Linked DNA regions of Homo sapiens: region 1 is linked to region 2. The links are chromatin loops, found by intact Hi-C in ENCODE. Cell type or tissue: GM12878. All regions are shown on one strand. Links, peaks and the distances in the headings refer to the core of each region. The heading gives the core; the rest is flanking DNA.

Region 1 (6,149 bases), core at 731-4,730, 58 kb before region 2:
GGTCCCCTGTTAAAACCACTTCTCTTGGGCATAGGAGGAGATCATTCTATTTTACCTGCTCCATAGAAAAATGCCCAGGAGCTGACACACTGTGCCCTGGGGAGGGATAAGGAAGGGGTGGTGGTTGGAAAGGCACCTGGGACCCCTGGGTGGGCTCCTGCATTCCGGGGTCCTTGGGGTGATGATGGAATTTAACATTAGGATGGGGCCCTCGGGCTGACTAACTTGAGATGTCAGCATCTGCATTTGGCATTGGTGATAAATAAAGAATGGCAACACACTCATAAAACCATATTCTAAAGTCACTATAAGTCCTTATAGAATGTACAGTACCAAGAGTGAACGCTTGTGTCAACTCTGGCCTTGGGTGATGCTGTGTCACCTTGTCCCCTCATCCACTGTAATAGGTGCACCACTCTGCTGGGGGAGGCTGTACCCGTGGGAGGGCAGGGGGTGTTTGGGGAATCTCCGTACCTTCCGTTTGGTGTTGCTGTGAACCTAAAACTGTTCTTTAAAAATAAAGTTATTTTTTTAAGTGGCTTTACCATGAAGTTAAGGAAACTTATATTTCAAGGCCACTCACTTGCATTGGCCTCTTCTACAGTGTGAGTAGGTCACCAACAATGTGTCCATATGCTATTATAATTTTGTAAATTGTGTCATAGTAATCTTTTTGTATCCTTACTTTTAGAAATCCCCCATCAAAAAACAAAACAAAGTAAAACACAACAAAAAGCTTCAGGCTCCTGCCCCCACAACAAACAAACAACCCATCTCCTTACACGAAAATAAAAAACAAACCATCTCTGCCCGGCGTTTTATAGAGTACTGATGAGCATGACTGGGTCCTCCCTGAAAGCCAGGAAATGGGCAGAAATGAGTGATCCTTCCACGTTTAACGAAGCTCCTAATTACAGAGCTTGCAAGATTTGAAGGCATACTGTCGGTGTGTAGGAGGCAACACTGTGTCCTTGTGGCATGATGAGACATGCCTGGGGGCAGTGGCCGGGTCACCAGGAACACCTCTCAACCTAGGTCCCTTCTGGATGTGAGCTGATATTAACAATGGAGACAGGAGATCAGAACAGATTGAACAGGGACAAGTCCTCCCTGTTAGAGTCAAAACGGATAACTGTCAAGGTCTCACCCTCAACAAAGACCGATGCTCTTGGAGTTAAATGAGCTGGAAAAACCAGCAAGCATCCCTCCAACCTGGACTTCACACCAAGCAGGCCTGCAGTGAGGTCAAATAAAAGAAAAAGGAAGCTGTTTGCAGATTTGACCACAATCCTTTTATCAGCATTAAAAACAACCATTTTTATTTTATTTTATTTCTTTAAAAATAATGTTTTCCTCTTCCTAAATAATAAAGGAAATCCTTTATATAGTCTGGAAAGATTAGCTATTAACTGAAGCACTTTGGAGAGAGACATCTTCGAGGCACACTCCTCTCTTGCTAGAATGAATTCCACATGCTTGATATCCAGACCAAAATTCCAGAATCTCAGCCACATTTGGTTGCCTGATTCTCTTTGTTTGGGGGGAAAAATATCTACAAATAATCAGAAAACCACATCTGGAAAATTTTGCTCTAACATATTCTAAATACAGGATGAGGATTAAGATGCTGGAAATGTAATTGTTTTATTTTGTTCCCCATATTTTCTACTGTTAGAGGGACTCTGACTTAACTATCAAGAAAAATACAAGCTTAATGTTTCTTTTCCTTCCTTCCTTCCTTTCTTTCTCTCTGTCTCTCTTTCTTTCTCTCCTTCTTTCCTTCTTTCTTTCTTTTAGACAAGGTCTCACTCTATGCCCAGGCTGGAGTTCAGGGACATAATCTCGGCTCACTGCAGCCTCAACCTGCCCAGGCTCAAGTGATCCTCCCACCTCAGCCTCCAAAGTAGCTGGGATTACAGGTGTGCCCCACCATCCCCAGCTAATTTTTGTATTTTCTGTAGAGACGGGGTTTTGTCATGTTGCCCAGGCTGGTTGCTTAATGTTTCTTGATGGTTTACCACATGTTGGGCCCCATTAACAGCATCATCTCATTTAATCTGTGCTCAACAATTTAGATTGGTTCTTGCTATGCCCTGTTTCCACATAAGAAAACTGAGTCTAAACAAGATTAAGCAACTTGCCAGGTCCCCGAGCCGGTGAGTAGCAGAGCTATTGGATTCCAGAGTCTAAACTCAACTTCCCTGTTGTGCCTGATTCCCGATTAAGATTACAGTTGATCCTTGAACAACATGGGTTTGAACTGCCTGGGTCCACTTATATTGGATTTTTTTCAGCCAGAGGCAGATGGGAAATACAGTGTTTGCAGGTTATGAAACCTGCATATACCGAGGGCTGGCATTTTACATACGCGGGTTCCGAAGGGCTGATTGCGGAACCAATCTACCAAGTACACCAGTGGCCAATTATATTTGGGTAGCACCAGAGAATATTACATGCGAAGTCCAGATGGAAGCTGCACAGTGGCCTCCCCACTTACGGGCCTCCGGGTCACCTGTGCCTTCCGCAATGTACAGCTGACACCTGCATTCACCTCCACTATCAACAGATGGCGCTTATCAGCGAGGGATGCACTCTTGCAGGGAGGCCGGGGACGGTCACCACGGTCTGTGGTCAATGTTCAAATGACCAGTTGTCCACGGCCTTCCCTTCGGGATGACTGAAGTCTCATGCCATGTCCAGCTGGCTGGGAAAGATGCTATTAAAAATCATCAATACATGAGTTCCAGGCCTTGCTTACACAAGTTTCCCGTAAGGATCTGCTCAAAATTATTTCCTGTCCTTTGTTTCCTATAAACGCAGTTGTGATTTGTAGGAAACTGTTTTTTTTTTTTTCTAGTTACCTTTAGAAGGACAAGACATTCAGACACCCAGGTGTGGTGACCAAATTTGAATATGTCTGAGACAGAGGAAGATGAGGAAGGCGATTATGCTGGAACAGCATAACAGTATAATTGATATGTGTGCATCTGTGCCTGTGAAATACAATGTTTCACTATTTGTTTCCTTTTACATTCCAGTGTTTTTTCATTTCATGGATGGGAACCAGGAGGGAAAAAGCCAGGCTGCCAACCAGCCATCAAATTCTCACAGCTTACATCACCCTCTTGAGAATCAGCAACCCGCAGCACCACCAGTCAACACTCTGCCTAAGCCCAAGACCATATCTAATCCATCCTGATATTCCCTGTGCCAGACAAATGACTGCAGGCAGCAGGCTTGTAATGAGTTGGTCGGGTGAATGAATGCATCCATGCATCCGGAGAGGGAAGCAGAGCCCAGGGTCCCCACGGCCAAGTCAGCGGGAGTGAGGCTGGAAAGGAGGGCCGCCTCTCAGCCAGGCAGCAGGCTGGGGGCCATCTCGAGAATTCAGTTACCTTCAGGAGGGACACTCACCATGGGAAACTGGAAGTACTCAGGAGTCTAAGACTAGCTGCTACTTTGCAAACATCAACCAGGAATCACATTAAGGATTCACAATCCCAGGGCCAGTAGCCTTGGAGGAGAAAGAGGCTCTCAGTGTGCTCCCCTCAAACGGAGCATCCCCATTCTCTTCTTTCCTAAATGTTTCCTAAGCACTGTGGAGAGGAGAGCTGGTCACACACACAAAGATAGGGAAATACATAAAAAGTGGCTTTGCTTTTTTGTTTTGGTTTCTAAGAGAAGAGTATTATCAACTTGATCAAGAAATAGTTGCTCTGTGACAGACAGGGTACCAAAACCCCTGTCAACAAGCACACTATCCTGAACTCTGGGACACCACTGGTTGTTTGGGGAACCTCATGGAAGCTGTAAACGTCCAAATCCAAACTGCTAAATGGCTTCCTCCAAAAACCCCCAGGTAATAAATACTGTCCCCTCTGAGAGCTGACATGTCCAAAGGATTCTCCTAGAAATGGCGTGCAGAGTTCCGGGGGCCTGGATGAATAGGAAAACCCTATCTTTGGGTCCCCTACAAGGGCACTGCATGTCAGTGTGCACACAGGGCACTGGGCCCTTGGCTCCAGCTGAACAGCTGGGGACTCCCGAAATCGGCAAAGCCTCTCACAAGGTGGGTGTCCTTGGGGGTCCAACCACGGGGTCTCAGCAAGGTGCCCATCGCCCCTCACTATGAATGGGGTAGGCAGCAGCAACAGAAGCCTCTGCTTTGTGCTGATTTCTGGCACTTAGCCTGAAGCTCCCCTCTTCCTCTCTGTCTTTCCAGGGGCCTTGCAGGGTGATGAAACCCCAGCATGGCTTTTCCTCTTCCCGCCATCCCTCACCCTGACCATGTTCCTGGGAGTGGGAACATCTCTGGCTCTGACCATGGGGAGGGTGAAAGAGTGGCCCCTGTCTCCCTGCCAAGGCGGGTGTCTCGCCACCAGAATTTATGTGCCAGCGTTCCTCGTACCAGCTTTTCCCAGGTTACCTCCCTACCCATTACTACCCCATTAGTTGCCATGTGTTTTCCCCTAACTGTCACCAGCCCACACTGCCTCTTTGTTACCCTGCAGCTCTCAGGCCGGCCCCTCCCCAACAAGGGGCTAAGCTTCAACTTCGAATTGTGAAATATTTCCTCCCTCTCTCCTGTTCCCCTCCCACCGCCCTCCTTGGGCCCCAGAGCCTTTAGTAAAACAAACCCGCCAAAGGGAATTCTCCGCTGTGTTTGCACAGCACGAGTGGGCCCCCAAGTTGCCTGGAGCCCCTCATTCTCCATAAACACACTTCCCCTCCTTATTGGTATTCAGTCGATACCTTCCTTTCTAACCCTTCCCTGCTTGGCCTCCGCGATCGGCCGACAGAAGGGCCTTTGTTGAAGGAGCAGAGGGGTACAAACACCAGGGCCCCAAAGACAACTACGTGGACTTCAAAGGGGGAAATGAGTCATTGCTCAGCGGGCGATGGCTGGGTGGGGGCAGCCCAGGGGAGAACGGGCTCCTCGGCACCTCTGGTTTTGCCCAGGGATAAACCTCCTGTGTCTCTTTACAAATCAGACATCACTTCCAAAGCGATTTGTCGATTTTTATTGTTCCAAATTTGACTCTGAAATGTGGGCCAGAATCTGGGGTCTGGTAAATATTTTGTTACACAGCTCACTGGAACCACTTTGCTAGAGGGGATGGCTTCCAACACTGAGGCTCAGGCTAGGGGACTTCCAGGCACCCACCAGCTGCCAGTTGCGTGTGTCTGTGAGCAGATTAACCATCCGAAACACCGCTTGGGTCGGCTTCTTCCCTACTCGCAAGTCCTCCACGGCTCCCTTGTCGGAGGCTCTGCATGTAAAAGCACCCCGAGGCTATCAGACCCTGGCTCCCGACGACAGCTCCAGCACGCAGTTCTGGCAGATGCGGATTCAGCCCCTCCCTGAACTCTTCCAGGAATGAGGTGACAAGCACAGCAGCCCACCCTTCAGCAGCCAGCTCGTGTCTAGGAAGCCTGCCTCGTGCAGAACAACATCCACTTCCACCCCTGGACCCAGCTTCTAGAACAAATCTGCTTCCTTGTCCTCATGACAGCCCTTCACATAGATTTGAAAATTACTCTCAGGGTTCCTCTACATTTTCTTTTCATCGCACCAAACAGCCCCAGGCCCCTTGACTCTATCCCATATGAAATGGTTTCCAGATGGCTCCCAGTGTTAGCCACCCTCCTCCAAGCATGTTCAGAGACCTCCACACAAGCACACGCGATAAAACAGATCCTGGTTCTGAACACTGTTCTCTGGATATGCTTGAATCAGCACAGACTAGAACAGGACTGCCCTCCCCTGGAGAGGACACATTGCCTCTATTAATTCAAACTGAGACTATACTCTTTTAGCCACCTTAATGCACTGTATTGCATTGTATTGTATTGCATTGCATTGTATCGTATTGTATCGTATCGTATCGTATCGTATTGTATTGTACTGTATTGTATTGTACTGTATTGTATCGTATCGTATCGTATCGTATCGTATTGTATCGTACTGTATTGTATTGTACTGTATTGTATTGTATTGTACTAGACAGGGTCTCACTAAGTCATGCAGGTTGAAATGCAGTGGCATGCTCATGGTTCACTGCATCCCCAAACTCCTGGGCTCAAGCAATCCTCCTGCTTCAGCCCTCCAGCCTCCCAGTAGTTGGGACTACAGGTGTGTACCACCACAC
Region 2 (6,149 bases), core at 1,021-5,020:
CATCACACCCCCTTCTCCACCACATCCCCTCCTCCATCGCATCCCCTTCTCCACCGCATCCCCTTCTCCATCGGAGTCAGCCTTCAGTCCTCCAAAGTCCAAGAAGATGACAAAAATGCAGCATCAGGGAGCTCATTAATCCATCTGCATCTTGGGGGCCTTGTCTGTAAAGAATAATCCTACCAACTAACAAACACTTCTATTGTACCTATAAATTCCAGGGGCTCATACTCTTCCAAGACCTTTACCTATTAAATCATTTAATACTCCCAAGAAACTTAGAAGGAGCTGGAAGCACAACGACGTTTGGGAGTTCACCCAAGGTCACACAGCACGTAGGTGGCAGAGCTGAGATGTAAAATACCCATTTACTTAAGATCTACCTCCTGGGGCCAGTGTGGGGATTGAATGGGTAGTACATAGGAGAGTGCCTTATGGGCTAAGCGCAGTGGCTCACGCCTGTAATCCCAGCACTTTGGGAGGCAAAGGCAGGCAGATCACTTGAGCTCAGGAGTTCAAGACCAGCCTGGGCAACATGGCGAAACACTGTCTCTACAAAAAATACAAAAATTAGCCGGGCACAGTGGCTTGCGCCTGTAGTCCCAGCTACTCAGGAAGCTGAGGTGGGAGAATGGCTTGAACCCATGAAGTCAAAGCTGCAGTGAGCCGTGATCGCACCACTGCATTCCAGCCTGGGCAACAGAGCAAGACCTTGTCTCAAAAAAGTAAATATATAAATAATAATAAATTTGGTCAGGTGCAGTGGCTCATGCCTGTAATCCCAACACTTTGGGAGGCCGAGGCAGGTGGATCACCTGAGGTCAGGAGTTCAAGACCAGCCTGGTCAACGTGGTAAAACCTCGTCTCTACTAAAAATACAAAATTAGCCTGGCGTGGTGGTGCATGCTTGTAATCCCAGCTACTTGGGAGGCTGAGGCAGAAGAATCACTTGAACCTGGGAGGAGGCAGAGGTTGCAGTGAGCTGAGATCACACCATTGCACTCCAGCCTGGGCAACAAGAGAGAAACTCCATCTCAAAAATAATAATAATAATAATAATAAATTTAAAAACTGAAAAAAGAAAGTGCCTTATGCTGCATGTACAGGCATGTGGTTAGTGTGTTCATTTTTTTAAAAAGCCAAAATTGGTTATAGGGATAACTTAGGCAACAGGTCTGTCTAGAGAAAGTTCCGTTTGACAAACATTATGTACAAGTAATTTTAGAGGATTCCTTCTTCTTCTTTTTCCTTAGCTCCTTCTGCAAATGTGTGTGTTCTGGGTCTGCTTGTGTAACTGACACGAAACCCAGATATTCTTAGACCTTTCCTTTCCCTCACAGACTGTGGGTGGTCTTCTCATCGCAAATGTAGTTGTCCTTCTCAAAATGGCAAAAACCTAGATTCAGCAGCTCCTAGCCTAAAAACATTCAATGAACTTAAAAGTAAATCTAATCTAATTAAAAGAGAATACATCCAAATGTTAAATCATTGGAATTATCAGTGATTTTTAGTCTCTTATTTTATACCCTTCTATATTTTCCATATTTTCTACAATAAGCTACAAAAAATTTTTAGAAATAAAAATGTAATTACCATTATAGTTTGAATAAAATTACCACTAAATTTCGTATACGAAATTTAATGATTTTATGTGAACACACTAAATACTAAATAACACATTTTATATTCCTGCACTGAGGGAGCTGCTCTAATCTGCAAAGGGTGCTTAAAAAATAAGCGACGAGCTGGGCGCGGTGGCTCACGCCTGTAATCCTAGCACTTTGGGAGGCCAAGGCAGGCGGATCACCTGAGGTCAGGAGTTCAAGACCAGCCTGGCCAAGATGGCAAAACCCCATCTCTACTAAAAATACAAAAATTAGCAGGGTGTGGTGGCAGGCACCTGTAATCCCAGCTACTCAGGAGGTTGAGGCAAGAGAATTGCTTGAACCCAGGGGGGCAGAGGTGGCAGTGACCCAAGATTGTACCACTGCACTCCAGCCTGAGCAACAGAGAGAGACTCTGTCTCAGAAAAATAAAATAAAAAATAAGCGACAGTTTGTATGAAAATATCTAGAACAGACAAATTTATGTAGACAAGGAGTAGATTAGAGGTTGCTAGGGGCTGGAGGGGGATGGGAATGGAAAGTTATTGTTTAATGCGTACAAAGTTTCTGTTAGGTGTGAGGAAAAAATTTTGGAAATAAATGGTGATGATCGCACAACACTATGAATGCAATTAATGCCACTAATTGTACATTTAGAATGGCTAAATGGTAAATTTTGTCATATGTATATAATTAGCACAATAAAAAATAATAAGTGATGGCTCAGCTAAGGGAGAAAATGTGGTCCAGAACGCGGGTCCTCCACTGGTCTTTGTCTCCTGCTGCCAGTGATCCCTAGCATTAAGCAACTGCTGCCCAGGGAGTTAAGAAACTTGTTCATCATGCCCCACTGACAGGGACAGGGGATCTTACCCCAGGCAGTCTGAAGCCAGATGTCACACCCTGAACCTTTTTACTGCACAATGACAAAACTGCCTGCTGTTGATGTCACATCTGGAATGATGTCACACAGGAATGATCTGCAGGTAACGCTGTAAGGGAGTTGCTGTTAACTGTTTAGAGGAGAAACCGGAGCCTTGGAGGAGTTGTCGACTGCTGCTCGGTTATGCAGCCAGTGGGTGGCAAAGCCCCCTGTTCACGCCCAGGCCTGGCACCTGCAAAGGCCAGACAGCGGTGTCAACACTGCTGGCAGATTTAAAATCACCGTCGCAATACTGAAGCTGGGTCAGGGAGCTGAGGTAGGCCAGGCTGGAAAGGCTTGGAGAGGTTTCCAGGGAGGGCAGGATGAGTTTTTTAAATCGACCGTTTGGTGGCTGCTTTGGGCTTCCGCTGCCAAGCCAGTTTGGGTCCTTGGAGGATCTCTCATCCTCCTCCATAAACATTCACCAGCCCCGGCCCGCGGCGTCGGGGCAGCGGCGCGGAACCCGGAGTGCCGGCTGGGTTCGCGGACACTGGCTCCCCGGCGCGGAGGCGCGGCTCTGCACGACGGGACTCCCGGGGGAGGGAGCGCAAGGGGGCCGCGAGGACGCGCGAGGGCGGGGCGGGGCCATCTGTACCGCCGCTTGGGGGTGGGTGCGTTTGCTAAGAAGGGCGCCAAGCAAACGGAAACCGCGCACCTCTACTGGATCAATCAAAACAGCGCCTCCGGACAAACGGGAATGGGGGCGGCGCAGAGGCCCTTCGGGAGGTTTCAGGCACCATCTGTGAGGGGCGCACCCAGGGAAGCTCTGGGTTTGTCCACTCTGAGGCCTGTCCAGTTGTCCAACCACCCTGTCCTCAGCGTCGTTTGGCGGGGACAGATGCATAGCCCCCCGGCCCAGTACAGCTGGAAGCGACTTCGGAAAGAAAACCTTGCAATCCCCCTATCTTACAGATAAGGAAATAGCGCCCCTAGAGGAGAAGCAGCTGCCCCAAGGTCACAGAACTGCTGGGGGCAGAGCCGAATGCCTTCCCTCCATCACCCCGCTTACATATTGAGATGAAGCCTTTGTGGTTCTACCTGCCCACGTATCTGTCAGCTTCTGTGCAACTCATGTGTGCAGTCTAGTCCCCAGCGCAGTCCCTGGAACCTAGTAGGTGCTCAATAAATGCTTGTGAAACGCAAACGAACGGAAATGGGACTAGAAAACCCAGGTCCTTAATCTGGGTTTAGATTAAGACCAGACAGAATTTAGAAATCCAAGAGTACTGACCATTGTTTAGAGTCAGAGTAGCTGGAGGCTGGATGAATACACCCAACCCAGGGACGCCCGACCGCTGCCCACGCAGCTCCACTCCTGTCTACAGTGAAAAAAAGAGCCACTCCCTCCCTCCCTTCGTCATCTCCCCACTCCTTCCCAAGGCTGAGGATGAAGATATCCTCTGAGGGCTTCGCCTTAAAACCTTAGAGCTGGAAGGAAATTTCCATCGCCTCTAGTTACAGTCTATGTAATGTTTTCTTAAATGATTTTCATTAAGTTCATTCAATATTTATTGTGCATCCACCATGAACAAGGCCCTATATTGCTCAAACAAGACATGTGATCCTTGTTAAAATCAAAAGCAAATTTACAAGTCAGGAGTCTTCTACAGCCAGAAGTATTTAGTGGCCAAACATAAGTATTCAATACAGACTATAAATACTGCAGCTGTTATTTCAAAAAGCAAAAGCCCATTTTAAAAGAGGTTAAAAGAGGTCATTCTTGGAGAAGTTTTTTTCTTCTTGATTGGAAAAAAAATTTCCAGGCATAGGGAACTGATCACTGGACTGGGGATGTGTCCCCAACTCTTTTCCTAGCCAATACAGATAAGATCTGCTCTGGGACAACCAAAGAAAGCTAAAGAAGACATGATATCTGGCAAAACAAGCCTAAACAAACCTCTGGAAAGTCAAGAAAGAATTGGGGGGAATGCAAGATTTATTAGAGCCTGCAGGAAACCAAAGTTCAATTAAGTAATTGAAAATATAGAGGCCGGGCATGGTGGCTCATGTGAGTAATCCCAGCACCTTGGAAGGCTGAGACAGGTGGATCACTTGAGTCCAGGAGTTCTAGACCAGCCTGGGCAACATGGTGAAACCCCATCTCTACAAAAAATGCAAACATTAGCTGGGTATAGTGGCACACAACTGTGGTCCCAGCTACTCGGGAAGCTGAGGTGGGAGAATTACCTGAGCCCAGGAGGTCAAGGCTGCAGTGGGCTGAGATCTCGCCACTGCACTCCAGCCTGGGTAACAAAGACCCTGGATTAAAAAAAGAAGAAAAAAAAATATGAAGTACTATAAAATATGAAAATAGGGAAAGGTTAGAGAATGAGCTGCCTGGTTGTATTAGGTGTTTGCTTTTCTTTAAGACTTGCTCTAAGTTGATATCATATCTCAGAGTCAGAGTCTCAGTTTAACAGATATGTGTGTACCTGGAGCCCAGCACGCTGTTTTACATGCAATGGAAGCCGTTCACGTTTGATGCAATTCAAGGCTTGGTGAGTCAAACTCAGTTACTTCACGAGCTAAACGTTTACCTACCCTGTGACTCTGCACTTTTTCTCCTGAATATATGTATACACACACATATATATTTGTACGTATATATATTTGTACATGTGTATATAAACATAGATGTATAGATATAGATATATATACACACACAACAGAAATGAGCGGTTAGGTCCACCAAAAGACATGTAGAAGAATATTTATGACAGCCTCATTCAGAATAGCTCAGACTGGAAGCAGCTCAAATGTTCATCAACAGGGGAATGGATAAACAAATTGTGGCGTAGCTATACAATGGAATAATGAGCAAGAACAAGCCACTCAACAACATTAATGAATTACACAGGCATTATGCTGAGTGAAAGAAGCCAGACACAAGAATATATATTGTTTAATCCAATGTATATGAAATAGAACACAAGCAAATCTAATTTATAGTGACAGAAGTCAAAATAATGGTTGCCTTTGAGACAGCAGTAACTGAAAGCCGGCACAAGGGGACATTTTGGGCCTCTGGAAATGGTATTTTGATCTAGGTGGTGGTAATGTGTGCGTGTGTGTATAAATATTTATACACATATATACACGTTTAAGCATAAGTATGTAAACATACATCAAGTTATACACTTAAAATCAGTGCACTTTATGAAGGTTATGCCTCAATAGAAAACAGGAAGAAATCGTTTCGGCCAGGATGACAAGTGCATAGTGGGCAAGCTACCATTCTCCCCTCCCCGGCCCGCGGCAGATGTCGCTAATTAATCACCACACTCCTTTCCTTTGAGCTCGGCTTCAGAACCATCTCAATCCAGTGCTCCAGCCAGCTGTGCTTTGAGGCAAAACTCTCAGCTTTCCCTCATGTATACACAAGTATGTTGATTAAGATAATTAATTAATCATCTTACCATCTTAATTATTAATTATCATCTTCAATTTGTTAAGCCACACTCTGAGGAAGCCTGACTCTCACTATGGACTGGTGGCAGCTTCCCCAAAGTCTGGGTTCAGTTCCCAGGAGGAAGTGGCTTCTGAAGAGCACATTTGGATGCGGGAGAGTGACAGCGGGAGGGGCACCCCACAGGAAGGAAGCCCCTTGACAGAGGGCTGGCAGA

Evidence for each region. Hi-C counts contacts between places; a loop is a spot of excess contacts. Peaks named below come from ENCODE experiments on the same cell type or tissue, not always from the same donor. Only the 100,000 strongest peaks of a DNase experiment are listed, where the experiment ranks them.
Region 1: a loop joins it to region 2, with 2.1 times the contacts of the local background. A loop is called at or near these places in 4 of 110 quality-filtered maps.

What each region holds. Positions count from the first base shown.
Region 1 is chr10:97,135,810-97,141,958 of GRCh38, forward strand. The region is part of intron 4 of SLIT1 (slit guidance ligand 1); the gene reads right to left. Among named protein-coding and RNA genes, the nearest start is that of SLIT1-AS1, 36 kb to the left of the region's middle. RefSeq lists an enhancer at 5,036-5,776. In GM12878, for the core only: a CTCF peak has its summit at 2,547; no DNase peak of the experiment used is centred there.
Region 2 is chr10:97,193,281-97,199,429 of GRCh38, forward strand. The region is part of intron 11 of ARHGAP19-SLIT1 (ARHGAP19-SLIT1 readthrough (NMD candidate)); the gene reads right to left. LOC112268065 (a long non-coding RNA gene) reads left to right here and starts at 2,620. Exons shown (of 3, transcript XR_002957098.2): 1 at 2,620-2,803; 2 at 5,980-6,149. RefSeq lists a silencer at 3,053-3,102 and an enhancer at 3,233-3,472. In GM12878, for the core only: a CTCF peak has its summit at 3,462; a DNase peak (open chromatin) is centred at 3,497; H3K4me3 peaks cover 1,135 bases.